Linked DNA regions of Mus musculus: regions 1 and 2 are each linked to region 3. A link is a loop called in an ENCODE intact Hi-C map of the cell type or tissue named here. Cell type or tissue: left cerebral cortex. All regions are shown on one strand. Each heading gives the region's core, and the rest is flanking DNA. Links, peaks and the distances in the headings are about the cores only.

Region 1 (10,703 bases), core at 1,601-9,600, 81 kb before region 3:
CAAAATTGATACAGTAATTATAAATATGAAGCAAAGCCTTCAATCTCATTCTTTGTTGTTCTCTTACAAGCCACCTCCCAAATTAATTGTCTATGCTTCTTTTGACTGTATAAATAATTTTGAAATATGTAAGCTGTTCTAAAAACTATACTATAGTGTAAAAACATCAAATAAACAATCCTACTAATAAAGAGGCTGAGATAGGAGAAGCATGATTTCAAGACCATTATGTGGCACACAGCAAGACCCTGTCACGTACAAACAAGCAGAAAGTATATATGGATTGTACAATATTGGACCTATCTCTCCCATTACCAAATTAGAGAGATCACGGGATGACAGCCAACAAATTTCTAATTCCTCATATTTTTGAATTTCAATTAGGTAATAATAATTTTCATATTAAGAGATATTAAGGAAAAGTGATTGTTACTTCCTGTTAATTTTCTTGTTAAAGGTGGAATTATGTTTGTGTGGGTTTGTTGAAAGATTACTTTCTTGCTTCTCCTAGGGTGTAGTTTCACTCCAAGTATTGGTGTTTTCCATCTATTATCCTTTGTAGGGCTGGATTTGTGGGAAGAGATTGTGTAGATTTGGTTTTGTCATGGACTATCTTGTTTTCTCCATCTATGGTGAATGAGAGTTTTGCTGGGTATAATAGCCTGGGCTGGCATTTATTTTCTCTTAGGGTCTGTATGACATCTGCCCAGGATCTTCTAGCTTTCACAGTCTCTGGTGAGAAGTCTGGTATATTTCTGATAGGTCTGCCTTTATATGTTACTTGACCTTTTTCCCTTACTGCTTTTAAAATTCTTTGTTTAGTACATTTGGTGTTTTGATTATTATGTGACAGGAGGAATTTCTTTTCTGGTCAAGTCTATTTGGAGTTCTGTAGGCTTCTTGTATGTTCGTGGGCACCTCTTTCTTTAGGTTAGGGAAGTTTTCTTCTATAATTTTGTTGAAGATATTTACTGGCCCTTTAAGTTGGGAATCTTCACTCTCTTCTACATCTATTATCCTTAGGTTTGCTCTTCTCATTGTGTCCTGGATTTCCTGGATGTTTTGGGTTAGGAGCCTTTTGCTTTTTGCATTTTCTTTGATGTGTCAATGTTTTCTATGGTATCTTCTGCCCCTGAGATTCTCACTTCTATCTCTTGTATTCTGTTGGTGATGCTTGCATCTATGACTCCTGATGTCTTTCCTAGGTTTTTTAACTCCAAGGTTGTCTCCCTTTGTGATTTCTTTATTGTTTCTATTTCCATTTTTAGATTCCGGATGGTTTTGTTCCTTTCCTTCACCTGTTTGATTGTGTTTTCCTGTAACTCTTTAAGGGATTTTTGTGTTTCCTCTTTAGGGGCTCTAGCTGTTTACCTGTGTTCTCCTGTATTTCTTTAAGGGAGTTATTTATGTCCTTCTTAATGTCCTCTATCATCATGAGAAGTGATTTTAGATCTGAATCTTGCTTTCCCGATGTGTTGGGGTATCCAGGACTTGCTATGGTGGGAGAATTGGGTTCTGATGATGTCAAGTAACCTTGGTTTCTGTTGCTGTTCTTACACTTGCCTCCCACTATCTGGTTATTTCTAGTGCTACCTGCCCTGACTGACTGGAGCCTGTCCTTCCTGTGATCCTGGTTGTGTCAGAATTCCTCCAAGTCAAGCTGTCTCTGGGATCTTGTGATTCTGGGATCTTGCGATCCTGAGATCCTGGGTGTGTCCGAGATCCTGGGTGTGTCCGAGCTCTGGTAGTCAAGCTGCCTTTGGGACCTTGAGATCCTAGTGTGACCAAACTCCTGGGATCCTGGGATCCTCTGATCCTGGGTGAGTTAGAGTGCCTAAGAGTGGAGCTGCCACTGGCTGCTGTGGGGCTGGCTGCAGAGTTTGAGCCCAAGGACGCCAACCCAGACAGACCAGAAGGAACCCATGCCACTGGTCTGGCGGAGTTCCTGGGTGTGTCCGAGATCCTGGGTGTGTCCGAGCTCTGGTAGTCAAGCTGCCTTTGGGACCTTGAGATCCTAGTGTGACCAAACTCCTGGGATCCTGGGATCCTCTGATCCTGGGTGAGTTAGAGTGCCTAAGAGTGGAGCTGCCACTGGCTGCTGTGGGGCTGGCTGCAGAGTTTGAGCCCAAGGACGCCAACCCAGACAGACCAGAAGGAACCCATGCCACTGGTCTGGCGGAGTTCCTGGGTGCCTGGGTCCCGCTGGTCTCAGTTACTCCGGGTGTTGGGGACAGATGTTGTGTCCTCACCTCTGATCCGCCTACCTCTGATCCTCTGATCCTGGGACTTGCACACTTTTTAAAGCCAATGTAGGGAAACTGGAGCTCTCGGCTGAGATAGTCCGACACTTCGGAATTGACTGAATCTGGATTCTGAGTCCTACCCAGCTTCTCACCAGCCCGCCAAGCATGCCGCAGCCTCAGTCCATTTTAAAGATGGAACAGTAAAGAACAAGCCAATTGCGACTGTCTTGCTTAGTGCTACTCTTGTTCTGCGGGCAGATTCCAGGAAGTCTCCCTCTGACACCCCACTAGGAAGGCCCTTTGGGGTGAATCACTTACACACCTACAGTGCCTGCTTTACAATGTAAGCAAACACACAAGGCCCCTTAACAAGGACCCTGGGAGTCATGCTGCCCAGTTGGTTTAATGGGCGTGTACCTTTTTTCCAGCAGTCTTTCTGAGAACTCCAACCCGGCCGGATGCAGCATCACCCTCTTTCTCACCCCCCGCCGGAGGGGAAAGAGGAAGCGTATTCCGCATGTAGGCACTGATTAAAACACAACTTTGTACCCTAATTAGTCTGCAACACTCCACCTTCCCACTCCGCTGATAACGCCTGGCTAGGCAGCGCTGGCCGATGCTGGCCTCGCCCTGGAGAGCCCGCTGCATCCGACCAAGGGCGAGTCCTGCCGCCCCGGAGCCCAGAGTGGAATAGCAGACGTGAGTTGCTTTGTCACCGCCCTCTCCGGGACTTTGGACAAATCACTTAGCAATCCTTTCTGCCCACGCCTAGTTGTGTCTTGCGGGAGGGACAGCTGCAGAGAAGCGGGTAGCCCGGCCGGAGAGCCGCGCCAGGAAACTTCGGTCCCCAGTGCGGTGCGGGGACCCCCTGCGGGAGCACGGTGGCGAGCCCCTCTCTTCTCCCGCGTCACCTGGGGCCTCGGCGTTACCCCACTCCCTGCCGAGGGAGAGCGACTTCGGGGCAGTGCGTGTGGCCCGGAGCACCGGGGTGGCGCAGCAGCGGGGACCTTGCGCCCGGGGGTCTCAGCTCCCCGGTAGGTCGGCTTGGCCACGTAGGCAAGCGAGGGGCTTTGGGTGGCCGCGTGCGACCCCTCTCCCGCCCGCTACTTTCGCTTTCCTTCGGGGGAAACTTGCACGCCGCGGCGGGGGCGGCACGACCCGGGACTAACTGGATCTAGGCTTCTTGGCGGCGGAGCTCACGGGTCCCCCGGAGGTGGAGAGGACGGCGGGGCGACCGCAGTGAGCGTCCAGCAGATGCCGCAGCTTCGCAACCGTGAGTGGTACCCCGCGAAGTTCCCGGGGCCCGCGTGGGAGCCCTCCCGGGCTTCGGCTCCACGCGGGATTTCTCCAGAGAGTGGCGGGGACAGAGGTCCTGGGAGAATCAAGCTTCAGGTTGAGTGTGTCCCAGCCCGTGGCCTCTGCAGGGACGAGCTTCCTGCGTTTTAAGGTCAAGTTTTCCTGCCGCAGAGCCCGCCAGAAACTGTCCCCCGCTGTGAAGCGGCGGCGTCTCCCCTGAAGGCTGGGAACCGCCGGGGAATCCCAGCCCAAGGGAAGAGACTTAAGAAACCCCTTGTACGTGGGTGTGCCTCCAAGGTGAGCGCAGTGTGAGAATGAAAGCGTCGAGGTCCAGGTAGGGCTTGGAAATCCCGAGGGTTGTTCCTGTGCTGGGCAAGTGGAGGGGATGATACCAGTGTGGGGGCACATACCCCACAGCTTTTTTTTAACCTTTAAAACTTAAGAGCAATAAACAAGAAGAGTAAATGAGCTGGAATAATATTGAGTCTCTTGTATGACTGAGAGTCAGTGAAATCGCCTTTTAAAAATCTTGTACCCATAAAACATGCCCTTGTTATTTATTAAGCCTAAATCTAGCAACTAATAGTCTGTCTTGGCAGCTTTCGTTACTAGTGCCTGGAATAAGCAAGGTCTTTAAGTGAGCTACTGAGGCAAACTGTCTGTATTGCACTTTATAAGTATCCAGATCTCTGAGAAATGCTGAGCTTGAGTGTTACTGTATTAGAGAGATGGACAGAGGTGTGTGGCACAGGGAAGACCGGATAGAGAGCTAGCTCTCTTGGGAAGGTGTGCATACTCTTGCCTTTGAGAGGCCAGGTTTAGAGTCATTTGGTAAACCCTGCATATGCATATGCAATAAGGCCAGATGAAAACAGTTCCGGAATAAACTCCTCTCGCAGAAGGGGCTGGGGAGGCTGTATGTGACACTGCCTTTTCTACCCTGACCGAGGAGACACAGGTGATGTGAATGACCTGGTTCCCTGGGGCTTATCATTAGCACTACACAGTGTGAGTTCCGCTGAGTAAGCTGCAGAGATTTTCCTTAGATTTGTGCAGCAGGAACAACACCTGGAGACAATAAAATTGAGCAACCCGGAGTCCAAAAGTCAGCTGGCCAAACCAAGGTGTTGTGTGATCACAGTGAGCTGGGCCCTTGCTGAAGCTCACCTTTTATTGGGGTGCAAGTCCCTTACTAGAAAATGGAAAGTGGACTAAGGCTTAGTAGGGATGGTTTAAACTGAGGGATTTGGGGAGTAAAGAGTGTGGTAAGAGCAGAGGAGAGCAGGAGCAGTCGGGCCAGGTCCCGCCCACTGAGCCTGACAGGACAATGGAGATGGTGTTACTGAGGAATGGTGGGAAGTGGGCCAGTGACGTGGCGTGGGTGGGTCTTTGAAACATCTTCACACCTGTGAGTATCCTCTCACATGGTTGTGTTTAAAAACAAAAGTAGCCAGGTGCAGGTGCAGGTACCGGAGGCTCCCAGGCCTAGCTACTTGAGAGGCTGATGTAGGACAATCTCTTGAGCCCAGACACTAAGCACTCACCCTGGCTGCTGCCTGGAGAACTGCAAAGGCCATAGAGCCAACAAGAAGTAAGTTAAAGCCGCTGTCCCTTTGGATAACTTCTGAGTAAGGGCTGCGCTCTCCCTAGCCTATCAGTGTCAGGTGCTGAATGTGACTGGAGACCAACTAAAATAAGAGAATCTAAGCCATGCATGGTACACTCATCTGGAATTCCAAGACTCAGGAGGCTGAGGCAGGAGGATGCATAATGTGCTTGGGCTACATAGATTCAGAATTGTCTAGAATAATTAAAAGGAGGAGGAGGAGGGAAGAAGGAGGAAGGAATGAAGGCGATACAGGATCCACTGCTTGCGAGCGTATTGGGGAGGCACAGAACAGGTAGCATCAGTTTTAGTGGGGCGGACAAACTTGGCCCAAGCCCTTTAAAGACACTTGTCTGGTGTTAATTTGCATTGCTTTGCATGCATTTGATATGCATTGCCATATGCTGGTAATTTTCCTACCAGGGTCTAAAGTCTGAAACTTCAAGAATAAGGGGGGGGGGGGACCAAGATTAATCAGGAATTAAATGCAGCTGTCCTGTCCTAATAGACAGGAATTGTGGGTTCCATGTGGATTTCGGGGTGGGGGTAGAGGGGATAGGGTTAGGTCTGTATTTACTCTTTCAGAAGGTAGGGAAGCCGGATATCATCCCACTCCTTATTATGTTGAGACTTTGTTCTGCTGAACTCGTAGTGAGAAAATATAGGAAAACGGAGAAGCGCAGAAGGAGGCTGGGTTATATAAAATGCCAGAAAGCGGCATTGAGAGGTTGAGCAGACAGAGCCTGAGGTGGACAGAAGGGAAGGCTGGATCTCTACTGAGCAGTCTGAATTTTTAGAAAATGTATAATCTTAGAGGATCTAACTAGATCTGGTGGTGCACGCCTTTAATCCTAGCACATGGGAAGCAGAGACAGGTGAATCTCTGCGTTCGAGGCCAGCCTGGTCTACAAAGTGAGTTCCAGGACAGCCAGGGCTAGACAGTTGAAAAACTGTCTCAAAAACAAAAACACGTATAAGGTTTTAAAACTAGTAAATTCCCCCAAATTTGGATTTACTGGGAAACAGGCCATTATGCCTTAGGAAAATATTAGGGACACAGGGTATCAAAAACCAGGCAGCCTACATGGTACACACATGCAATCCTAGCATATCAAAGTTGGAACATGGGCTGGAGAGATGACTCAACCACTAAAGGCTGGGCTCACAACCAAAAGTTGGAACATGGCCAGTTCAAGGTAACCTGTAGCCATGTAGTCAGTTCAAGGCTAGCCTAGAATATATGAAACTGTATAAATAAGTTAATTCATTAACTAGATAATTAGCTAGAATGATAAAGCAGATAAGCAGCCCAAGAAACAAATGATAGTTTTGTTGGTTGGAGCAGTGTTCCTGTGTGTCCATAGGCCAGCTGCTTCAGTGTTACCTGGGAACTTAGAAGCACTACTTCTGAGACTGCCCGCCCAGGGGGCTGTGTGGGAACCTCTGGAGATGTTGGGCCCAGCTTTCGTACGTTCTCTAGATCCTCAGAGCAGCTTTTGTTCCTCTTGAATTTTTTGTTCGTTGGCCCCTCACTTTGCAGTTTTCCTCATGAGGGACATCATATTCAGGGCAGGCTGCTTCAGATCCCTCCCTAAAAATCCTTGGGGAGAAGTGTACTGAGCAAGACACAGAGCCACTCCACAGGTTGTCAGCTGTCCCTTCCTGGTGGCTGGGTCTAACCTCAGATCCCTCAGGGCTTCAGCCTTCTGCAGTCTTGTGGTTGTCAGCCATCCAGGTCAGTGGTGGCTTTGTACCGCTGCCTTTTTCTTTTTCTCCTTTGGCGACCTCCTTCTGAACAGTGACTCATGCCAAGTGCAGTCAGCCATTCTCCACGGATGCTCCTGCAGTGAGCATTGGTCAGTGGTGGGCGTGCAGTTGATGTTTGGGGCCAATGCATTCACTCTGCATCTAGATGTCATCATTCAGGATCCAAGCGTGACAAAACTATCTGGCCAGTTGGGTCATTAAGGTCCAGGCCAATGAATTAATGACATGTGGGTTTCTTTGTTAGTGGCCCTTCTCGAAGCTAATGAGGCACAAAACTGGGGCCTCTTTTGTAGTCCTGTGGAGCCAGCATGAGAAGAATGACCCTGGCCGGTGGTTCCTGGCAGTGGTCGCCTTTGAGTCTCTGCTATTCTGAAAGTACTCTTTTAGTGTCAGCCCTGCTTATGTAACCCTATCCCAGCACACAGCCCCTGGACAGAGTGGTCAGCAATAGTGACAGGGGCTGTGGGGGAGGGGCAGCATAGATGACATAAAAGTGAATTCAGGAAGTAAAATTCGCACATTAGAATTCCTCTTTGCTTCATTTCAGTTTCCTGCTGGAGTCCCCTGTGTGTGGGGCCGGGGATGAGGGGGATGCAGGGGTGGTCACCTTTATTCTCTTAGGGTTAATTGCAGGACCTAAACCCTGGCGCCATCTACCTAAGAATGATCAGAAGCCTATGGGCAGATGCAGTGAGTCTTACGGGACAGGGGAGCTCTCATAAGAAAATGAAGACTAGCGATGCATTTGATGGAAACCTGACAAACTGTTACCAGCTATGAAAGTGGGACAAAGGCAAGAGGCCTCCCGTGGTGGGTGGAGAGGAGAAAGGACCAGGAAGAAAGGCAAGCACCGCAAGCTTCGTGCAGGTTCCGTGACAAGCAGGGCACTTGCTCGTTTTCTGTGAGAACTCTCTCAATTTTTATTTTGTGTTATGGTTGCCTACATGCACATATATGTACCACTCGCATACCTGATACACACAGAGGCCAGAAGAGGGGTTTAGATCCTGCCACTGTAGTTACGGGTGCTTTTAGACCACCATGTAGGTGCCAGGAACTGAACCCAGATCCTCAGCATGAGTAGCCAGTGCTCTGAACCCCTGAGCTGTCTCTTCAGCCCCCTGTCTCCTGCTTTCAAGGGTGTGAGCTTGCTCCTCTGATGGCCAAGTGTATGAGGTGAGAAAGAGGGTGACATATTTGATGGCAGCATACTGTGTCCTGAACATGAGCACACTCCAGTCAGATTTCTTTGGCTGGTCACATCCTCTGCTGTCCAGCCTGTTTTTCTCCTTCTAATCCAGTTAAAGGGAAACTCAATGTGATTGTCCTTTTGACCAAGATCTAATTGTGCTTAGGCATGACCCATCAGCCTATCTCATCTTGGATGGGTTATGCTGCGTGGGAACTGTGACGACAGGCCAGTGACTGTAGGTGGTAAAAGAATTCAAGACAAGACAACACAAAAAGACGGGACTAGAGTTTATTAGATACTCTAGTATAGATAGCTACAACCAGCTAAACCACCTGCCCGAAGGCATTGTATGTGTGTGTGTGGGGGGGGGGGGGGCTGCAGTTGTAGAGGGTTCTACTCAGACATCATGTCAGTGTTATTGTGCCCTAGTTATTTAGGGCTTATCAGATAGATATCTGTGTGGGGCTCTTATCTGGTTAGGCAGAGGTGTTATTATTTTGCTGAGGAATACGTTTTCTAGGGTGAATTAAGTCTCCGTGGGGTTGGCTCTCTGTGCAATGCAGCATGAGCCGCTAAGGGTCAGACTCCTGATGGGCTGAACTGCTCATTAAAGCCAGGAAGTCTTTGCCTTGCCTTGCCTTGCCTTGCTGTTGTGACTGCTCTAAAATGGATTGCAGCTAATGCAGAAAGTTAACTCTTTCTGGCCCTGTCCAGAGGCAGCAGGGTTGTCACTTGCTCTGAGCCCCAGCCTGTATTGAGAGAGCAGCCTTGTTCAGCGGTTAGAAGAGTTTGGTATAGCTGTCCGTCCCAGTAATATATATACAGCTTAGGTCCAAGGATCAGTAAAGCTTCTCTACTTCTCCTGGTGGTCTACAAGATGGAGAGGACCAGGGCTGCGCAACACGTGGCAGTGGCAGCGGAGAAGCACTCTGGCAGGCCCGGAACAATGGCACAAAATGAACACCGGGCTCTTCTCCCAGCCTGCCACTCGCCTGTGTAAATATCTGAAAGACCAGGGTGGGTGCATCCACCCCCACATTCCACCTAGGCAGAGTAGGGACCTGGCTCTGCTTAGCCATCATGGTCCACCAGGTTCCTTCTGTGGTAGCCTGCCCAGCTGTCATCCTGCCTTCCCTCAGCTGCCAGATCCAGAGACTTGCAGCAGACAGATCAGGAGAAAGATGTGGAATGATACACAGAGCAGCCGTGAGTTAGGCTGCACAGGAACACGGCTAGAATGGTAAGGAGTTTGCACAGCTGAAGGAAGGAATGTGGGAGGGGATAAGAGAGCCTAAGAAAGGATCATGAGAAAGCCATCACCATAGCAAAAAAAAAAAAAAAAAAAAAAAGAAACCCATGTGTCTTAGTTAGGGTTTCCATTGCTGTGAAGAGACACCATGACCAAAGCAACTCTTGTACAGGCCAACATTTAACTGGGGCTGGCTTACAGGTTCAGAGCTTCAGTCCATTATCACCATGGTGGGGAAGCATGGCATTGTCCAGGCAGGCATAGCACTGGAGAAGGAACTGAGAGTTCTGCATCTTGATCCAACTGCAGCCAGGAAAGGACTGTCCCCCAGGCAGCTAAGAGGAAGGTCTCAAAGCCCACCACCACGGTGACACACTTCTTCCACATCTACTCCAACAAGGCCACACCTCCTAATAGTGCTCCTCCCTGGGACAAGCAGATTCAAACCACCAAACCATGAAAGAGACATTTCCAAATGCTAGCTAAGACATTGTCTAAGACATTGTCTCTGCACACTGTGACAATTGGCCCTTGTCAGCCACTCAACCGAATTAAGGAGGAATTCTGAACTGGTGAGGTGAGGGTGTCTCCCGAGAGGACTGACCTGTGGGGCAATGACATATTCTCAGGATGGGCAGCACCTTTCCATCAAACCTGCAGAGAAAGGGTCCCTCTGTCTTCCTCTTCTTTCCAGACAAGTACAGCTTTTGTGCTGCATGTTACCAGACTCCAGCTTCTTGGGCTTTCTAATGTGCCTGCAATACCAGCGACTCTCCAGGGAGCACGCAGCTTCAGTGCCAGACCTGGACTGAGCGCCCAGCTTCCAGGACTGGGATGCTCCCAGGCTGTCACCTCTCCAACGTGCACATGGCCATCACTAACTCCACCCCTGCTGTGTATGCCAATTTTATGCACTTTATATATATAGTGTGTGTGTGTGTGAGAGAGAGAGAGAGAGAGACTCAGAAAATGTATCTTTATGATCCTCATTAGTGTATAAATATAGGATAATAGACATTTTAGGGTTTAAGAAGGAAATTGACATAGGAGTTATAACCAAGACACCAAAATCACCATAGCACGGGGTGGGGACTCTCACTGGCTTTAACCCTTTCACTTGCCTGTCTTGTGATCCCATGAGTCAAGTCCCTCTTTTTTAAAATGTATTTTCAGAATTTCAGACTTGGAGATAGTTGTATGTACAGCTGTGGGTCCCTGCCTGACAGCCTTGAACTGTAAGTAGAGGAAAAACAAACCAAAAAGCCTTTGCCTATGGAACCTGTAACGGCTACCCCTCAATGACAGTTCCTGGGTGTGGAGTGGACAAGGTGCTTTAAGCAGGACTCCGTG
Region 2 (10,703 bases), core at 1,483-9,482, 150 kb before region 3:
TCTTGTACCTTAAGTTAACATGTTAGGTTGCTGGTATTTAATAAATAGGGCAGGAAGGGTTTCATGCTTAATCCAGTGGTTCTCTAATCTTAGCTTGTGTCAGCATCACCTGGTCAGCTTGTTAAAATAAAATACGGATTGCCTAGTCCTACCCTCAGAGTCTGCTTCAATTAAGTGTACTAGTTGTCTATGTTGCTAATGACAAATTATCACAAACTTAATAGTTCTTAAAAGCAACATGCACATTTGTCCTCTATAGATCAGGAGTTTTAACACTAATTCACCAGGCCCTTTGGCAGTAATTTTAATAGGTTTCAATATAGGTGCTATTTGGGACTGGCTCTCACCTAAAGGCTGGACTAGGAAAGGACTTTAAGATCATGTGATTGCAGAATTTATTTCTTCAATGTGATTGTACTAAAGGCCTCAGTTCCTCTGGACTGATGGCCACCTTCAATTTGTTGCTTAATGGACTTCTCCAATATAGCTATTTTGCCTTCAGGAAATACAAGCTGAAGTCAACAGGATGAGTCTGTGGGTAGTTATCAAGTATTGTAATCTTCAGTGACGTAATCAAAGATGTTAAATACTCTCAGTGTTGAAGTATTCTTTTTGGTTAGGAGGAGATTATTCAAGGGGGGAAGAGTACATAAAACAACAAGCATCAGTTCTGAAGAGGGTGTCTTAGGATTTGCTCTCTACAGTAGATTTGAGCTGGGGAATCTGTGTTTGTAGAAGACTCACTAGGTACAGTGCACTTGCTGTTGGTGTGGTGGATATTCTTCTGTTTCTTACCCTAACCCTCTGTTTGGCCTTTTTATCAATCTCCATCTTCTCTAATATGGTTCATGCAGAAAACAAACCTTTTGGTTCCTGGGTTTCAGGAAGGGCTTTACTGTAAGATGAAGTGAATGGTTGCCATTCATTTCAGAGTTGGAAAAGGGAGCTCAGAGTCCCAACTTTACTCTGTATCAGTCAGTTTTCCTGTGCCCACACATAACTGATGAGCCGAAGTGCTGACTGCCTGGGATCAGAGAGGCTTTTTCCCATGATTCTCCTTGCAGGGACTTGAACTGGAGCATCCCACATTCTGCTAAGGCATTTCACCCTTTAGCAGAGACATTCCAATTTCCCTTCCCCAAATTTGTTCAAGTCTACCCTCTGTTCTGTATTTTCTTTGATAGTTAAAAAAAAATTTTTTAAAGGCACTGTAATATAGCAGAGTATAGGGAGGAAATACATGATCTGTTCATTGTTTTTACTTCCAACTTCATCTCTCTTAACTTACACTGCAAAGAAAAGACTTTAAAAGAGGCTCCTTGGTCTTTTGGTATAGCATTGGAAATGTAAATGAGTTAAATACCTAATAAAAAATGGAAAAAAAAAAAGAGGCTCCTTGGAAGGTGATTTTATACTGAATTTTCTATGGAAGAAAATCAGAATCCAAGGCCAGTTTGTTACTTGGCATCATATGGGCTAGGAACATGCACACTGAGCAACAGCTGTAAGAAAGGATAGAGTTTCATGATCTATCCCAGGTGAACTCAAGGTTCTTTTGCCTCAGCCTCCCAACTGAGTGTTGGGATTGCAGGCATGCGCTAAAAAAGACAGCCTGAAAGTTTCTGTAATGCCAGAATTTGGTTATTTTAAGAAAAAGAATGTACTCCATTGTCACAGGACTACTGATCGAGATGAGTGTGGAACTGAAACAAGTTTGTTTTAACCAAGTGTTTGAATATTTGCTTGAATCAATGCAAACCACTGTTATTTCTTCTCAATCTAAGATTTGAACCAAAAGCAGCAATTTTTTCAGTCCAAGAAATCATAATACAGTTTTTTTAAAATTATTTTATAGCTCACTTAGCATGAATTAATTCTGAAAATTAACTGATATGTTCCCAGTTTAGAAACACCTTGAAGGAGACATCTAGTAAAAGCAAATATGATATCCAGTAGGTAGTATCAATTTTATCATTAAAACTTCCCAGTGTTTCCAGGAGTTTTATCTATTATATACCTTCTATATACTTAAATATAATCAGTTTGCAAGATTCTTAGCCAGTTATCTCAAACTCCTGTTCCTGTGACTCCCTACATAGTGATGGTCTCTTACCTGGAACTGTGACAAAAAATAAACACTCCATCTTTATTTTAAAAGAAAATAGTTACATGTTTAGTGTAGTACATCCTGTTTATAGTATTATCAGGAAATAAATCTATATTTTCTAAGGTCCTTTATAAACAATGAGCATTTTGCAGAAAATAAGGCTCAGATTTGCTATAATTACAGGCGTGAACACAACTGGAATCGGTAAGAGGAACAAGAAAGGAGAAAGTCAGCTCCATGTGGCTGCCAGAGGAGGAAATCTTTCCCGAGTGAAAGTGCTAATAGAAGCTAGAGCAGATGTGAATCTCAGAGATAATGCAGGTTTGAGGCCTTTTGACTGTTTGTCTTTTCATTTGAACTCACTGAAATACTGTTTTGTTTTGTTTTTTCCTTTGCCCCTAATTTTGATACTGGGTGATACTTAGCTAAGTTTGAACTGTATTTTTATACTACATTTTAGTTTGGTAAATTAGTGACTAATAAGATTTATCATCATTTCAATGACTGTCTCCTTTGAAACAGTTTTTATAATTAGGACATTCGGAAGGATGCACAGAGTGAGAAGGGCAGGGAGTTAGGTTTCTCCTGGGAAGCTCTAATCCCATTCCCTGATTCAGGAGGAAATGCAAAATGTCCCAACTCCTGTCTACTCTCTGCTCCCTTTATTTGACTCCCTCTTTTCCTCTTTTGTTCTTTCTTGTTCAAAACCTGTTCTAAAAATCATGTTTGTGACATTATGCTTATACAGAAAACAGTCTTGTGTAAATTAAAGAGGGAAATGCAAAGATTTAACTGAGTCGGGTGCCACTTTAAATAGAAACGTAGTAGCACTGCAAATCTGAGATAAGAAAGCTGGGTATTATCAAAACTAAGCTGAAATGATTAGCAGTTTTCCTGTTCCTGTTTTGCCACTTTTATCACCCTATTTAGGAAGAGATTACCCTTTTTCCAAAAATGAGGCTTTTATGTTTTAAAACAATACTTCTAAAATTATTTCCTATTCAATACTTAGTACATTTTCATGTATTTTAATAGTTATTGAGTTCACTAGCACAAGACCCCTCAAAACACAGATCCTGCATGCGTCTTAATGGTTATGGAGCAGCTTTGTTACTTTTTCTTTTCCAGGTTGGACTCCCCTTCACAAGGCAGCTAGTGGGGGATTTGATGATGTAATTATAGAGTTATTACAAGCCGGTGCAAATGTAAACTGTGAGAATATAGATGGGATTGTGCCTTTACATGGTGCTTCTGCGGGGAATCATTTAAAGGTAATGGTGCTTGTCTGTTTTCTTAGGAAAATGAGTGGAAATGAAAATATTTCAAGTGAGAGCTAACGTGATTGCTTATACTAACTAGTACATGTTTTTAAAGCCTGCTAAAATTATGAATGAAGATACAATGTTGTGTGGGCATTCAGTACACATATTAATGACTTATCTTTCCATTGTCTGTCACATGTCATGTAAGTCAGAAGAAAACAGTCTAGGAATCTAATTTTAATTTTAATTGTCTAAGATGATTCCACAAAGGGTCTGATATTAGTGATGACACATGTGACAGATATTTTGGTTCTTAAGACAGGATCTTAATGTGCAGCCAGTGCTGGCCTCAAATTTAGCTTCTGCTTCAACCGCCTGTGTTCCGGAAGACAGCATGATTCCGACACCCGTCTGAGGCATTCTTTTCTAACCTACAACTTCTCAGTAGTCCTGAGGGGAGGCTCGAAGTGATTGCTGCTTGATGTGTGCGGTGTTGTTTACTTTACTTTTTTCTACCAAGCAATTCAGTAAACATGCACAGGAAACTAAAAGGCCATTGTTTCAATGACACACTATTTCAAATATTGACCTTAAAACTCAAGAGTTTTGTTTCTAGGTTTTAAAAAGAGAATTGTTGTTGTTGTTGTTGTTTGTGTATGAGTGTTTTACCTGCATTTAATGTGTGTGTACCACATCCATGCAGTACCCTCAGAGACCAGAAGAGGACATCAGATTCCCTGGAACAGAAGTAACAGGGTTGTTACTTGCTGTGGTTGTTTGGAATCCTCCCTGGATCTTAACCACTGAGCCATCTCTCCTGCCCCAGAACTCACTGGTTTTAAACTCATCATCAGTACCCTTCGTCCTTCTTTTTCTTCTCCTCTTATCTTTTTGACAGATCTAGGGAGGAGAAGTCTTACTATTACCAAAAATAACACAGGGCTGAGGACACAACTCAGTCAGAAGACAAACTTGAGGACCTGAGTTCCATCCCTAGAACCCACATGAGGAAAACCCAATGTTGAGGGAATGGAAGTAGGCAGTTCTCTGGGGTCCACTGACCAGACTCCCTTGCCTAACCAGGATGCACCAGACTCCAGTGTCCCTGTCTCAGAGACCAGAGACCCTGTCTCACAAAACAAGGTTCAAGACTTATAATGAATGACTTTGGAGGGTGACCTCTGGCCTTCAACCATGTGTACATGTGCACACACACACACATGGACATGAACACGAAATGTTTTGAAACTCTCTTGAGTAGTTATTTATATGTATATAGCCTTAAGAACACAGTAATAATAACTTTGTAAATTTTCCCATGCTATTTCAGCCTAAAAATAGTCATATGTTACTGAATTTTATATTTACAGAGATAGGAGATATGAGCTAATATTAAGACCAAGATAGGTAGGCTTCTTTTGAGGAACTCTTTGGACTTTCATGTATTTAAAATAATAATGAATGAACAAATTCTTAAGAATCTGTTGTTTTTACAAGATCTGGCTAGTAAGCCAAATTGGTGAGTTATAATTAAGTGAGAAAAACTTTTTATTATCTGATTGATTAACTGAATGGGGGGTTATTGTTATAAGTATAAATACTACATGATGACATTCTCTGCCACATAAATAAATTTTAATAGTGGAGAAATCAATTTTAGACTATTATCCTAAAAATAAAAAGAGTACATTTTAACAATTCTATCATTGGTATTTGTATTGGACAGCTGGAGATGTTTTTGTTTTGGGGTTTTTTTTTTTGTTTTTTTTTCTTAATTTATTACATGTAAGTACACTGTAGCTGTCTTCAGACACTTCAGAAGAGGGAGTCAGATCTCATTACAGGTGGTTGTGAGCCACCATGTGACTTCTGGGATTTGAACTTCGAACCTCTGGAAGAGCAGTCGGGTGCTCTTACCCACTGAGCCATCTCACCAGCCTTGTTTTTTGGGTTTTTTTTTTTTTTTTGAGACATGGTTTCTCTGTATAGCCCTGGCTTTCCTGGAACTCACTTTGTAGACCAGGCTGTCCTGGAACTCAGAAATCTGCCTGCCTCTGCCTCTGCCTCCCAAGTGCTGGGATTAAAGACGTGTGCCACCACTGCCTGGCTTGGAGATGTTATTTTTTAAAAAACGTATAGAACTTAGTATATAGTGATAATCTTGTCTAAAATTGATCTCATCACTGCATTAATGTTACAGCTATGAACTATAAAGAAAAAAGACAGGTGGAATATGGAGGTATCTATGTAAGTGTTGTCTTGTGTTCTATTCTTCACAAAACATTATTCTCTTCCTAAACAAAACTACGAATATGCATCCCGTGTTTCTGCTTAGTGAAGCTATTTAGAGTGACTCAGTGCCCACTATTTTTATTATTGTTGTGTGTAGGTCTGTGTGTAAGTGAATTTTCATACCTGTGGAACCCAGAGGTCAATAGCAAGTTTCCTGCTTAATCATTATCCGTTTTAGTTTTGAGACTGGCTCTCTCAGTGGATATATAGTTTACTTACTGAGCTAAAGCGGCTGGTGAGAATACCACAGGCATCCTTATTACCCCCTCCGTCTTTGAGATTTTATTTATTTTATGTGTATTAGTGTTTTGCCTGCATTTGTGTCTATGCATCCTATACATGCAGTGCCCAAGAAGGCCAGAAGAGGGCATCAAATCCTTTAGAACTGGAGTTACAGATGGTAGTATGTTTTACTTTAATCTTTTTGGATGTGGATCTTTTAATGGCTGAGCCATTTCTGCACCCTATCCTAATTTTTAAATTAGTAAATATGGAGCACAGACATTTTGAATAAATAAGGGTTAAGAGAATTTGTTTCCTAATTTGTTGCATTCAAAATATTAACGTATAAAGCCGAATACTGGCTCAGTGTTTAAGAGCACAGACTATACCTTCCAGACTATACCCACATGGCAGCTCACAACCATCTGTAATTCCGGATTCAGATGATCAGATGCTCTGAGGGCACTGCATGCTCATGGTGCATAGAAAGCAAAATGCGAATACACATAAAAAATAATATGCAGCAAAATACCCATATACGTACAATAAAATAATAATTTCCTGATGTCTTTGCAAAACACATGAAACTCAAGAAGGAGGAAGACCAAAGTGTGGATACTCTGTTCCTTCTTAGAATGGGGAACAAAATACCCATGGAAGGAGTTACAGAGACAAAATTCGGCGCTAAGACGGTAGGAAGAACCATCCAGAGACTGCCCTACCCGGGGATCCATCCCATAAACAACCACCAAACCCAGATACCATTGCATATGCCAGAAAGATTTTGCTGACAGGACCCTGATATAGCTGTCTCTTGCGAGGCTATGCGAGTGCCTGGCAAATACAGAAGTGGATGCTCACAGTCATCTATTGGATGGAACACAGGGCCCCCAATGGAGAAGCTAGAGAAAGCACCCAAGGACCTGAAGGGGTCTGCAACCCTATAGGAGGAATAACAATATGAACTTACCAGTACCCCACCCCCTACCCCCCCAGAACTGTAACTCTAGTTGCATATGTAGCAGAAGATGGCCTAGTCAGCCATCAATGGAAGGAGAGGCCCTTGGTCTTGAGAAGATCATATGCCCCAGTACAGGGGAATGCCAGAGCCAGGAAGCAGGAGTGGGTGGGTTGGGGAGCAGAGCAGTGGGAGGGTATAGGAAACTTTCAGGATAGCATTTGAGATATAATGAAGAAAAGGTCTAAAAAAAATAATAATTTCCTAATGTCAAAGTTCTTTAGTAAGAAGAAAGACTGTGCTACAAGGAAGAGTAGATTATAAAAGATGAGATTCTATATGTGATAATTAGGTAAACTTAAAGAATTTCACTTTGTACATATCTTCAAAAGAAAAGGTTAAATGCTTGGAAGAAAATAATATTGTACTGTGGCACTCATGTATTTGAGTAAAGTAAAAGATAAGAGTGGCCAAAAGAAATGGGTTGTGAGAAATTGAAATAATCAATTGTAAATTTCATACAATAAAGTTATTTACTATTAGAAGAGTATGTGACAAATTAAAAATGTCTCATTGACTAAGTACCAAGGCATGGTGACTTCTGATCCCTACATCCACCTGTTATGAAAGAAGCGAAAAGGGGGCAAGAGAATGTGTACAGAGGCAGAGGAGAGTAGACTGTGCTGCCCCAGAGTGCTCTGGTGTTTAGTTATGTGCGGGTTTGTTTCCCTTCAGCTAAGAGGGAACACGGGAAGCTAATGGGAAAGAAATAAAAATAATTATATTTTCTCTTATACCGATTCTAGATTTAATTATATATACGTGGGACCATTAGGACAAGAAGGAAACCAGCCAGAGGGAGGAGGAGGAATGAGCAAGGGAAGTGGTGTGTGTGTGTGTGTGTGTGTGTGTGTGTGTGTGTGTGTGTGTTTGTGTGTGTGTGTGTATAAGAGCAAGGCTCAATAATATACATGCATGAAAATTTCATAATAAAACCTATTATTTTGTATTCTGAGAAATTTATTTAAAATTTGTAAAGCAATAAAATTCTAAGCCCAATGAACAATAATTTGTCTGAAACTATAATAGATAATACCTAAAAATGATTTTAATAGAGAAATATGTCTTATAAAAAGTAATGCTGTGATTTAAATACAATTAAGTTACAATTAAACTTAAGCTAATAAAAATATATTTGGAAAAATTATTAAAATATAATGTTGACTCTAGAAATGTATACAACTATAACATGACCAAACAGAATTTATATCAGGAATCTGAGATTAGTCTTTTGAAAGTCAGTATAATCTATCAAATTAACAGACTGAAAACAGAAAATGCCTGGTTATTTGGAAAAATGAACTGTGTCCATGGATTAAATACTTACTGTTGCTTATGTGTTTGTTCTTAACTAAGTTAGCAAATGGATTCAGTGAGATGCAGAATCTCAAGAGATTTTCATAAAACTAATAGGCTTGTTTTGACATTTATACGGAACTGAGAAGAATGTGAAATAGCTGAGACAGGTTGAAAGTGCAGTCTTAGTTCATGCCGTCTATAGAGTTGTGGATCCTTACTCTGTACCTGTAATAGTAAAGACAAGCACATCAGGCCAGAGTATCTCAGCAATAGCACCACTGACATTTGGAGATGACTCCACAGCCTCTGCTTGTGAGAACCAGACTGTCTCCAGACATTGATGAATATGTCGTGCTGCATACATACTGTGGGGCACAAAAAAAAACCCACCCCAATTAAGGACCACTGAGTTCTATACACAAATCAATTGGACAGAAAGCAGCATGTAGAAATAGACCCACAAATGTGATCAGCTGATTTCCGACATGATACAGAGATGATTTGGATAGAATGGAAATTTTTAGATTTTTATTTGCAAATTTTATAATCCCTTATCTTTTACTATATATAAAAAAATAACTTAAAATGGGTCATGGACCTGAAAGAGTTAATTAAGGCAACTTCCTTAAGAAAACAGAAGAAAATTTCATGATTTTTCAGATAGGCAAATACTTCTTAAATAGAGTCTAATAGGCATCATTTACCAACTCTGGTAAGTTAAACTATGAAAATAGAAAAAATAAAAAACCCTTCAAAGCCGTGAGTAAAGTCAAAGAGGATGACTAAGGCTATGGGCAGCTCTATTTCCTACGTCATGTTTGTGATAAATAGTCCTGTCTGTTGGCTCAGTGACTTTTAAATGTCTCCTTTGTCTCTTTATATAAGCAGAAAGATAAAATCTATTGTCACATAGTGTGCATCCATTTTACTCAAATACTGACCATAGTTTTGCTATCAGATGTTTCCATAGTTTTGGATCTCTGGCTCTTGGCCTGATTCACTCATAATGTATTCTAATGGTTAGCTCTTCTTAATTTTGTTAAATTACAAACTTTTAATGTGCAACTTCTTTTAAACTTACTTTATTTTTTTTTATTTTATCTATGTGTGTGTGCCTGAGTGTATTTGTGTACCACATGTGTGCAGGAACCTGTTGAGATCAGAAGACATGTTGGATCTCTTAGAACTAGAGCTACAACCAGTTGTGATTAACCACCGTGTTAACATACAACTTTTTGTTTTAGTTTAGTTTAATTTTTATTACATCCATTTGTGTTGGGGGGGCTATATGTATGGGCACTTGTAGGGTAATCATGGCATGCACAGAAGTTCAAGGGTAACCTGTAGTAGTAGATTTTCTTCTATTATGTGGATCCCAGGTATCAAACTCAGGTTATCAGGCTTGGCAGCAAGCACCTTTATCCACTGAGCCAATTCTCTAGCCCTCCTAACACTCAATGTTGAGTAGCTGAGGGTAATCTTATTTATGTTAGAAATGCTTGGTCATTTGTTTTCCTTCTGTAAAATGCCAGAGTTAGAATAGATCATTTGTAAGTGCTACCTCCATCTTTGATATCTTATGATCATAACTACTAGAATATGTATTTCTATAGAGAAAATTTTAGGTTGGCTATTAGGTTGGTAGGTTAATTTCCCTGAGATGCTCATGCAAATAGAGCTTCATTAACTACAGTGGATTGGTAACTTGCAGTATAAATGTACTAAAATGTAGTCCAGAGGCAAGGCTTACCATCTTCTTTACTCTGTCCCCCTGCTGGTTGGGCTGTACAGTAGGGCTGTATCAGTGATTCCACATTTTCATACAAATGACTCAATCTGCACTGTGTACACCTGTGCTGTCCAGTACAAAAGCTAGGAACCACATTTTGCTATTTGAATTTGAATTAATTTAATAAAGAATTATGTTGGTCTTGCCCAACACCCGCAAGGGCCCACACGGGACTCCCCACGGGACCCTAAGACCTCTGGTGAGTGGACCACAGTGCCTGCCCCAATCCAATCGCGCGGAACTTGAGACTGCGGTACATAGGGAAGCAGGCTACCCGGGCCTGATCTGGGGCACAAGTCCCTTCCGCTCGACTCGAGACTCGAGCCCCGGGCTACCTTGCCAGCAGAGTCTTGCCCAACACCCGCAAGGGTCCACACGGGACTCCCCACGGGACCCTAAGACCTCTGGTGAGTGGATCACAGTGCCTGCCCCAATCCAATCGCGCGGAACTTGAGACTGCGGTACATAGGGAAGCAGGCTACCCGGGCCTGATCTGGGGCACAAGTCCCTTCCGCTCGACTCGAGACTCGAGCCCCGGGCTACCTTGACAGCAGAGTCTTGCCCAACACCCGCAAGGGCCCACACGGGACTCCCCACGGGACCCTAAGACCTCTGGTGAGTGGAACACAGCGCCTACCCCAATCCAATCGCGTGGAACTTGAGACTGCGGTACATAGGGAAGCAGGCTACCCGGGCTTGATCTGGGGCACAAAC
Region 3 (10,703 bases), core at 1,750-9,749:
ATGCTCATAGCCAACCATCTGACTGAGCACAGGGACCCCCAATGGAGGAGTTAGGGGGAAGGACTTAAGGAGCTGAAGGGCCTTACCTGGCATCGACCGGAGGGGAGGCCCTTGGTCCTGTGAAGGCTTGATGCCCCAGTGTAGAGGAATGCTAGGGCTATGAGGCTGGAGTGGGTGTGTGGGGGGGGGGCACCCTCATAGAAGCACAGTAAGGGGGGGATGGTATAGAGGGGTTTGCAGAGGGGAAACCGGGAAAGGGGATAACATTTGAAATAAACAAATAATATATCCAATTTAAAAATAAAAATAAAAGAATGTGCAGAGCACAGATCAAGCCTTATGTGATAAGCTTAACTCAATGCCTAGCCACTATGGAGGCTTGGGAGTGGGAGTGGAGGCGGGGTGTCTGATTGTGCTTTTAAATAGTGCTGCTGCTTTTTAATTGGGATCAACAAACTTTTTCTATAGAAGGTCAATGTTTTGGGGGAAGAGGGGATTTGCATCAAACTTGCCATTCTCCTGCCTCGGTTGTCATAGTGCTGAGACTGCAGCTACCCACCCAGTTAAGGACCAATGTCTTAATTCATTGGGGATGCTGTAACAAAGTAACACAAACCAGGTTTGCTTTTAAGTAGTAGAAGTGTGTTGTTTATCATTTTGGAGGGAGCTGGTATAGCCAGGCTATCCCAGACCTCTCTTCCAACTATCTTCTTAGTGGTGTCTCTATAGGCCAATAAAAGACTGAGGGAGCTCCTTCCTAGATGATTTTATGATGGTACCAACCATTCAGGAAAGCATTGGTCTATCACCCATTTTCCTCCTAATACTATCATCTTGGGTTTTGAAAATGTAGGGTGTGGGCTGGAGAGATGGCTCAGCAGTTAAAAGCACTGACTGCTCTTCCAGAGGTCCTGAGTTCAATTCCCAGCAACCACATGGTGGCTCACACCCATCCGTAATGAGATCTGATGCCCTCTTCTGGTGTATCTGAAGATAGCAACAGTGTTCCCACGAACATGAAATAAATAAATAAATCTTAAAAAAAAAAAAAAGAAAGAAAGAAAGAAAGAAAATGTAGGGTGTGAACCTAAGGGCTACACAAATACTCAGTCCACTACAGCCCAACAGTAGCATTGCAGTCTCTGCAGACCAAAGAATTCATCACAACCACTGTTTTTGTATGAAAGTAGCCACAGACAATATATAGGCAAATGAGCAATGCTGTGTTCCAATAAAGCTTTACTTACAAACCGAGGAGCTGTCCCAGAGGTCACAGCTTCTGACTCTTGCAAAAGGACAATGATGACTCAATAAACACAGAGCTCATGTGTTACCAGACTTAGTCTCTAAAGGGAGATACAGGTACTCTCGTTTCACAAGAATGAGTTAACACTGTCAGTCAGCAACACACCCAAAGATGCCCCCGATATACACTCAGATCTCGGTGACACGAAAACAATATATGCTCTACACTAACCAGATATTGCCAGAGTATTAGAGAATTTCTAACTTATAGCTGGGTGTGGTAGCTTATACTTGTAATCCCAACACTCAGGAACCAAGACAAAAGATTCACTTCAAGTTCAAAATAAGCCTGAATGAGCTACATAGTGAGTTCAAAGCTAGCCTGGGCTACATAGTGAGTCGCAATCTCAAACAATCAAAAACTTTTTTCTAAAAGTACAGAAACCTTTTATTAAGTGAATTCTGAGTTGTATTACATTGATACTATGACCTTGGGTGTATTTTGTAATGTCTAAAAAGTTTGGGGGTGAATATCAAGGTTTTTGATGATAATTTCTGAGATCTGAATTTTTTTGTTGGTTTTTTTTTTTCTTTTGGTTTTTTGAGACAGAATTTCTCTGTATAGCCCTGGCTGTCCTGGAGCTCACTCTGTAGACCAGGCTGGCCTCGAACACAGAAATCCATCTGCCTCTGCCTCCCGAGTGCTGGGATTAAAGGAGTGCGCCACCATGCCCGGCTCTGAATTTTTTTATAAACATTTACTTTTCTCAATTTTGTATATATTTATAATAAACACATAACTTTCATTAAAATTAAATTAAGGGCTGGTGAGATGGCTCAGTGGGTAAGAGCACCTGACTGCTCTTCCGAAGGTCCAGAGTTCAAATCCCAGCAACCACATGGTGGCTCACAACCATCCGTAACGAGATCTGACTCCCTCTTCTGGAGTGTCTGAAGACAGCTACAGTGTACTTACATATAATCAATAAATAAATCTTAAAAAAAAATTAAATTAAGTTAAATTAAATTAAATTAAATTAAAGAGCACATTAGGTGGGGGCTAGCTCTGGGGAAAAGACGCTCTCCTCCTCAGTCCCCTGATGCCCTCTGACTTCAGGTGATGACTAAACCCCCAATGAATTCTCTCTTTGGTTTAAAAAAAAATCAAGAATGAAAAGCCAGACAAGCCAACAACTGTAGTATAGCAAAGCAAGGGACAGGGGAGACAGCACAGTTAAGTGCTCACCATGCAAGTCTGAGGAGCTGAGTTCAGCTCCAACACCCACATGAAAATGCCAGGCGTGGTGGTTCACATTTGTAACCCCAATGCTGGGGACACAGAAACAATTGGGTACTTAGAGTTCACTGATTTGCAGGCCTAGGCTGGAAAGTTCCGGGTCCCAGTGAGAGATCCTGTCTCTGAAATTAAGGTACCCGGTGCCAGAGAATCAATACTAGAGGTTGACTTCTGGCCTTCACTGCACCACCCACTAAAAAAAACGCATGGAGCTAATCTAGTTGGATAATTATGAACTAGCAAATGTCTCTGCAATTATCAATAAGATCTCTACCTCGGATTGAATTGTGCCTTGTAAAATCTCAGAGTTATAAAAAGATAAAAAGTATCCATTGATACTTTTGATTTCAAAAGCAAGCACCGAATATAAGTAACAAAACAGCTAAGCAACGTCAAACTTAGCTCTGTGAAGGGTAGAGACAGCTCTCTTGTGTTTATATAAAGACACACAGGAAGGATATATTTTTTTTAAAACTAATACAATTGTGACATAGGACAGGGAACTTTATGGTCAGGCAAGGGAAGAAGTCACCTCAGGGCACATATATCTCTATACCTGCCTTGATTTTTAATGTGTCTCATCTACTTAAACCACACTTTACGACTCAATAAAAGTTAACCCACTTTCCCCAAGAGCTCCAGTGAACAGCAAAGAATTCAGAGGCAAACCCCTGAGAAGCAATTGACGTTGTCCCAGAAAAAACTAGAGTGTCTAACAAAGGCTCAATATGGTTCACTCACATCAAAACCAAGGGGTTGAAATCAAAGGATTTGTGATGTGAGTGCGTGTGAGGTGTGTGTGGTGTGTGTGTGATATGTGTGTGTGGGGTATGTGTGTGTGTGTGGGAGTATGTATGTGTGTGTGTGATATGTGTGGTGTGTGTGAGAGAGAGAGATGTGTGGGGTATGTGTGTGTGTGAGAGAGAGAGGTGTGTGTGATGTATGTGGGATATTGTGTGTATATGTGTGATGTGTGTGATGTTTGTGATATGTGGGGGTGTGTGATGTATGGAGGAGTGTGTGTGATATATGAGGGGAGTGTGTGTGACATGTGTGCGTGGGGTGTGATCTGTGTGTGTGTGTGTGTGTGTGTGTGTGTGTGTGTGTGGTGTGAGCTATAAGTAAAAGAACAATGAATGGTGTCAGCACACTGGAATCCTAAATTAGAGGATAGCCTGACACTCTGTAGGGAAGCTGCTGGGTGGGTGTGATTGGAGGGCGATTGTTTATGTTCACCATCCCATCTGCATTTGTTTGAAAGGGGGAAATTACAAAAAAAAAAAAAAATACTGCAGGAGCAAGCAGGGTAAATATGCAGAGTCTACACAGCACGCAGGCCGGAAGTCTTCCTCATGAAGACATCCATCTGACATCCTTTCTTCAGATAGGCTTGAACATCTCTTTATAAATGCAAAGCAAACTCTATGAAATGCAAACATTAAAATCTGAGCAATTTGAAATTATTCAGATTTATCACTTTATAAAAATTCCAATTTTGTCGTGGCCAGCCTGGTCTACAAAGTGAGTTCCAGGACAGCCAAGGCTATACAGAGAAACCCTGTCTCGGGGGGAAAAAAAAACAATTTTGGGCTAGAGAGATGGCTCAGCTATTAAAGACTAGGCTCACAACTAAAACTACACTCCAATTTACCAGAAAGCCATAGACATTAAAGTGACAGAGGGCTCCCAAAGCAAGCTGGTTAGCAAGGCTAGTAGCCATAATCAATTAGCTCTGAGTTTGGTTAAAGACCCTGTAGGGCATGTGGGACCTTGTGACCAGACAGGCATAAGAATGGTAAGGTTGAATGAACTCAGACCCTTTGAGAACAGGAGTGGAGCCATCCCCTGCCTACCTCTGTCTGTACTGGAACCATGATACCCCACTGAGGACCATGGCGCTGCTGGATCGTGTAACATAAACATCTGGAGTTCTCCATGCCAATGAGGATAGATAGCCCCCCCCCCCCCCAAGTATTCAGCCAGTGAGCTTACCCCTTCCTGGGTATTCCTTCCCACAGAAGGTATTTTATCCCTGAATAAAGGGTATGCCTTCACATCCACGGTCAAATAAACCAGTATTAACAAGCAAGGATCATCTTCTCTTTAGGATCGCCATGGGAAATCGGGCGTGGCGGCGCACGCCTTTAATCCCAGCACTTGAGAGGCAGAGGCAGGCGGACTTCTGAGTTCCAGTCTGGTCTACAGACTGAGTTCCAGGACTGCCAGGACTACACAGAGAAACCCTGACTCCGGGGGAAAAAAGGGATCGCCATGGGAAGGCTTTCATCTTAAAGAGCCGAACCTAAAACTCCCGAGGAAGGCTTTTCTCTTTCAGCCCCTTCGGTACTTTCCACCCTCCACACTCACTCCGATCAGGTTCCGCCCAGTTCCTGGCTCTGCCTTTCCCCTCCCTGTCTGACACGCAGTCCTCCTGGGAGGGAAAGTTAAATGAACCCCTTGTTCCCCACTCCCTACGGTTCCCAGAGAGGAGATGGGAACCTCTGTGTACTTTCCACTTCGGACTTACCGCCGCCTTCTGATAGTGATCGGAGCACATCCCACCCCCACCCCCACAGAGAAACAGGATTCGACAGGACCCCGTCCCATTGAATAAGGGGGAAGGACGATGGGAGAAAATTCTGAAAACAGTTCTGGCTTCCATAATGCGCTCATATCCACTTACATGCACACCTCCACATGTTCCCCATACATGTAAACATGCATATACGTGGAGAAAGAAAAATGCTTTCTAAAGATTAGAAGGTACATGAGATATAGTAAATTATGTCATTCTTATGCACATGTGTTGGAAACTGATTCTAATGCTTTATCTTACTTCAGCTCCCAAAAGCCGCACATCCAGACCTGAGCATCGCTGCCCCCAGCTGGCTTCGATTGATAATAAAGAATTGCCATACAGCCAATGGCTGGACAAGGAGATGGGGCAGGACTTTTAGATTGCACGGGCAAGGGACATAGAGAGGGGGAGAAGACAATCGCCATGACTCAGAGGGAAAGGGATCAGATTTAAGAGCTGCAGAAAAACAATCATCCGGCAATGCAGGTGGAAAGGAGGCGGGGGGGGGGGTGGGGGGGGGGGAGGACTTCTTCCCAGAAGGCAACAAGGCAGCAAAGATAAAACATAGATTTAGAAGGTGTTAAGCCAGGAATAATCCTGACGAGTTGCTTTTAGCTAGCTCCATCTAGAGGTGAGAAAAAAAATAATTGCCCGTGTATTGGAGAGACTAGGAATTAGATCCCTGACAGGCAAATAGAGGCGAGTGCCACAAATAGAAAAACAAAAACAAAAACCAGAACATTTCCAGCCTTTCCACCGCCCTCCGCACCAGAAGCAACGGCCTGGCAGCTTGAGACAAGCATCTGGCAGGCTTTTTCTCTCCCCAGTAAGGTTTCACCTCGCACTCCCGTGGCCATTCCAGGCTGATCAGATAAACTGAAAGCCTGTCTGGGCGTGCTTCACTAAAGCTGCGGGCCTTCCTCCGTCTAAACAGAGCAATTCTTAATTAGGGGAAAAGAACCATCCTTAACCAAGAAAAAAATCACTTAAACGCAGAGTTATCCCGGGAAAGGGAGCCGTGTCATCTCCCTGCACTCCCGCGGACTACTTGGGTCCCTTGCTGTGTGTCTCTCCTTCTTTGTCTCCAACTGGAACAAACTGTTTACTGAGGTGCCTGTTTAACACATCACAGCAACATCCTTCAGTCCCTACGTGTTACAGGATCCTTCTGGCTGACAAACCCTACCCCCTACCGTAAACTTCTCCAGCTCAGAAGCTGGGCTGCCCTTCCTTCCCCTCGGTGGGCTTCCCTATATAATGCAGCCATTTTGATTACCAGGGCTTTTGTCTACCCTTTACTCTCCTGGCTCTCTCTCCCCTCTCCCCTCTCCCCTCTCCCCTCTCCCCTCTCCCCTCTCTCCTCTCCCCTCTCTCCTCTCTCCTCTCTCCTCTCTCCTCTCCTCTCCTCTCCCCTCTTCCCTCACAAGTTCCTGCTCAGAAACTTGTCAGCTTTGAACCCTCCCAGAAGTCCTTGCCTCTGTCTATGCTATCTACAATAAACTTTCTTCACCATATTTAAAATCAGTGGCGTTCTTCCAACTTTTTTTTAAAGATTATTTATTTTATGTATGTGAGTACACTGTAGCTGTCTTCAAAGAACACCAGAAGAGGGCATTGGATCCCATGAGCCACCATGTGGTTGCTAGGAATTGAACTCAGGACTTCTGGAAGAGCAGTGAGTGCTCTTAACCACTAACCCATCTCTCTAGCCCCGTGTTCTTCCTTTTATTTATTTTTTATTTACTTTGTAATTTTTCCTACATGTGGTGACAAAGCCCAGGATTGGCATATATCAGTTCCCTTCCACAGAGTTCAGCCTCTCCGAACCAAGCTGCTGATCTGACTCCCTGACGACGTGTATACAGATCATCTGTTTCTTCTCGCGTCTGTCATCCATCAAATTGTACCCCAATTTCTAAAGTCTGTCTTCTCAGCTACTTCTCCCCTCCACGTGTTCTAACAATTCCTCTCCTTGTCTATGTCATGATTGTATCTCCAGCTCTAGAGCAGTGGGTTCCACCCTTCCTAATGCTGAAACTCTTTAATACATGTTGTTGTGACCCCCCAACCATAACGTTATTTTCACTGCCACTTCATAACTGTAATTTTGCTATTTGTAAATATCTGCTATACAGGATGTGTTTTCATTTTTAAAGCTGAGCAAAATTAAAGCAGAGTGATTAATTACAAAATATGTAATTATATATCATGAAATACTTCTAATTACAAAAAAAATGAAATTTTATCCTAAAGCATGGTGTAGCATGGGGTAACAGTCTTAAACTAATAATAGCAAACTACCTTGCTACATTTTGCAACAGTATATATAAAAGAGCAATGTCAGTGGGAAGGTTGAGATTGCTTCTTTCCCACCAGAAACTCTGGGAGTCTTTGCAAGAGCACAATGAAGATCAACTTTTACAAGTCTATGTCTATATTTAGACATGCTAACCATCAAGCTATAAAAAGCTGTCTCACAAAGATATATTGTTGGAAATGGAGGAGGCAGGGCAAACACTTTCTCAGACAGAATGTGATATGACTGGAAACACTTGGTCAAGAAGTTTGTAAGCGGCATTGCGGAGAGCTTAGTTCTTGTTGCACCCCTGTTAACGACTTTAATTAAGTTGTTGCTTCTTGTGTTGCTCAGGAATATCTTCAGCTTTGACCGTGAGTGGTTTTCTGGTGAGTACAAACAGGACATCTGGTATATTGAAAACAATGCAAGGAAATTTCATCTACAAGCATGTCCAAGTGTTCTTTCACAGAAATTATCATGGTAATCTTTTTATCTGATTCAAGGTCATGTTCCTCAAAGAACACAGATATGTAGGCATCATGGTTTTGTGCACTGTGTGATGATTTTCTTGTCCTATTCAGTGCTGACTTCTCTGCCCCCATATTTAGTTCCAATGGGACACAGCACTGTAATGCTTATTCCAAGTAGCTCCTGTTTCAAGTTTCTATAAACATTGTTCCTTATTTATTCTCTGACTTGTCAGTAAAGTTGATCAACCAATAACTGAGCAGAAGAGAGAATAGTGATGGGCTTCCACCAGTCTAGGGGAGGAAGAGAGACAGGAGAAGACCAAACCATTAGGAGAGGTATAAATTAATTATTCTTAATATAAATGTAGGCAGTGAGTTAATCAAACAGCTGTATTTCTTTACCTTATGCTAGTCACCAATAACCACACACACACACACACACACACACACACACACAATTCATTCAAAACTGTGCCCCAATAGCTAAGCAGTTGAATGATCTACCTTAGCATCCTATACTAATCGGGCTACCTCCCAGCCCCACCCCATGATACTTACATATTATGATAGATCTGGCTCTTCAGGCTTAGGTGTGTTTCTGTGATCTCTCTCAGGGTAGAGGTTTGGTCTTTTGCTATGCATTGTAATGCTAAATGCTGGCCCCCAAGACCTGGTTGCCCCCAGGAGTGAGAGAATCTGCATGTACACAAAGTAATGCTATGTGATCGAGCTCCCTAATTTAAAACTGTTAGTTAAACCGGGCTTGGTGGCGCACGCCTTTAATCCCAGGACTTGGGAGGCAGAGGCAGGTGGATTTCTGAGTTCGAGGCCAGCCTGGTCTACAGAGTGAGTTCCAGGACAGCCAGGGCTACACAGAGAAACCCTGTCTCGAAAAACCAAAATAATAAATAAGTAAAATAAAGCTGTTGGTTAAATAAAGATGCCAACAACCCATAGCTGGACAGAAGAGAGGTAGTTAGGGTTTTGATTGCCAGGCTGGGGGTCTGAAGAGGATCATGAAGAAAAATAAAAGAGGTGGAGAGAGGAGAAGAGACCATGGGGTAGGTGAGTCATGAAAACATAGCCACGAGGGAGTCATTTGGAGTTAAGAGCTGCTCGATGGAACATGGCAGGTTATAACTTGGGGTTATTGATGGGAAAGTAGATTCTAGTAGCTTAGTGGATAGATATCTGCCCAGCTCTAGTGCATTAAAGTCTTGTTAGAAATATAAACATTGGCCGGGCAGTAGTGGTGCACACCTTTAATCCCAGCACTTGGGAGGCAGAGGCAGGCGGATTTCTGAGTTTGAGGCCAGCCTGTGAGTTCCAGGACAGCCAGGGCTACACAGAGAAACCCTATCTCGAAAAAACAAACAAACAAAAAATAAACATTGTATGTCTTTTATCTGGGGATGATCAAAGTGGTTAAAATGATCAGAATGATCAAAGGTGGTGTACTGGCTGGTTTTGTGTGTCAGCATGACACAAGCTGGAGTTATCACAGAGAAAGGAGCTTCAGTTGAGGAAATGCCTCCATGAGATCCAGCTGTAAAGCATTTTCTCAATCAAGGGGGAAAGGCCCATTGTGGGTGGTGGCATCCCTGGCCTGGTACTCTTGGGGTCTATAAGAAAGCAAGCTGAGCAAGCCAGGGGAAGCAAGCCAGTAAAGAACATCCCTCCATGGCCTGACTTCCTTTGGTGATGAATAGCAATGTGGAATGTGTAAGCTGAATAAACCCTTTCCTCCCCAACTTGCTTCTTGGTTATGATTTTTGTGCAGGAATAGAAACCCTGACTAAGACAGGTGGGGTAGAAATCCCCGATTGAGACTAATAAATAGTAGAACAGTTCAGACCCCTTCTTCATGGCTCCAATTCCTCCATCCCCCCCCCCCCCCCCCCCCCCCCCCCCCCGGCTGATCTGACTCTCCCCTCTCTCCCTCCCTCCTTTGGATGATGTAAGTCCTGCCCACTTTCTATTCTGCCCAGCCATTTGGGTGATCAGAACTGTTTACACAAACCTGAAACAGGAGTTTCTTGATGTAAGCATGCTATGTCCCATTGATGTAAGATACAAGGGTAGAGAAATCAGCATTTGAATAACCCGAGAGGAAACAGTGTACAAGAACTTTATGCTTATAGAGGGTCTGAGACACCGTGGGGGAAAAACATCTGAAACAGAGAGAGCTAGAACATTAAACTGTGAGTATCATGGGGGTTTTGGCTGGGGATAGCCAGATTAGATTAGAGGTTTAGAATAGATTAATAACTGCTCAGCTATGCATTGTAAGCATATAATATAAAAATTTAGTCTCTGTCTCAATTACTTGGATGCTAGCCAGGGTTAGAGAAAAACTGTCACCCTTCTAAAATTACATTAACAAACAAGGTCGGCAACATGTACATTTTATTTTCATCCAATTTTTTCCCCAAAACCGACATTCCATTTGGGATGATCAGATCTTTTCAGATAAATTGAGGCTTGTTAGAGTTAATCATTGCAGTGATAAATTTATCTCATTCAAGATGCAAAGATGTCATCCAACGAAGCTATTGTCTTCAATTTATTTTATCGCTGAAAAGTGCTTCAAACTATGGTCTTGCTGATAGGTTATTTCTTTGCAACTGGTGAAATGAGCCATTTCAAGACAGATTAGGTTATATTAAAGGCAGGTTTATTGGGAAGCTGCTCTTGGATGAGTTCACTGGCCCCAAGGACCAAGGCCAGGGAAGTGGACAAGGGGAAGAGGGTGGTAGGGGAGGGTGAAAGAAAGTGAGAAGGGGGCACGTGCATGGAGAGAGAAGAGAAGAGGGA

The links. Hi-C counts contacts between places; a loop is a spot of excess contacts. Peaks named below come from ENCODE experiments on the same cell type or tissue, not always from the same donor. Only the 100,000 strongest peaks of a DNase experiment are listed, where the experiment ranks them.
Region 1: it touches region 3 in a loop (4-fold over the local background); 10 of 42 quality-filtered maps call a loop at or near these places.
Region 2: a loop joins it to region 3, with 3 times the contacts of the local background. A loop is called at or near these places in 29 of 42 quality-filtered maps.

What each region holds. Positions count from the first base shown.
Region 1 is chr13:96,921,672-96,932,374 of GRCm38, forward strand. It overlaps Gcnt4 (glucosaminyl (N-acetyl) transferase 4, core 2 (beta-1,6-N-acetylglucosaminyltransferase)), which reads left to right and starts at 3,042. Exons shown (of 3, transcript NM_001166065.2): 1 at 3,042-3,277. In left cerebral cortex, for the core only: a CTCF peak has its summit at 5,096; DNase peaks (open chromatin) are centred at 2,974, 3,556, 3,730, 4,383 and 5 more places; H3K4me3 peaks cover 2,843 bases; H3K27ac peaks cover 5,378 bases.
Region 2 is chr13:96,849,366-96,860,068 of GRCm38, forward strand. Ankrd31 (ankyrin repeat domain 31) reads left to right here. Exons shown (of 26, transcript NM_001370928.1): 17 at 2,291-2,428; 18 at 3,236-3,378. Among named protein-coding and RNA genes, the nearest start is that of Gcnt4, 70 kb to the right of the region's middle. In left cerebral cortex, for the core only: CTCF peaks have their summits at 4,084 (motif pointing right) and 6,007 (motif pointing right); DNase peaks (open chromatin) are centred at 4,106 and 6,022.
Region 3 is chr13:97,002,638-97,013,340 of GRCm38, forward strand. No RefSeq gene overlaps it. Among named protein-coding and RNA genes, the nearest start is that of Gm41028, 8.3 kb to the right of the region's middle. In left cerebral cortex, for the core only: a CTCF peak has its summit at 5,748 (motif pointing left); DNase peaks (open chromatin) are centred at 3,637, 4,926, 5,694 and 7,690; H3K4me3 peaks cover 1,430 bases; H3K27ac peaks cover 911 bases.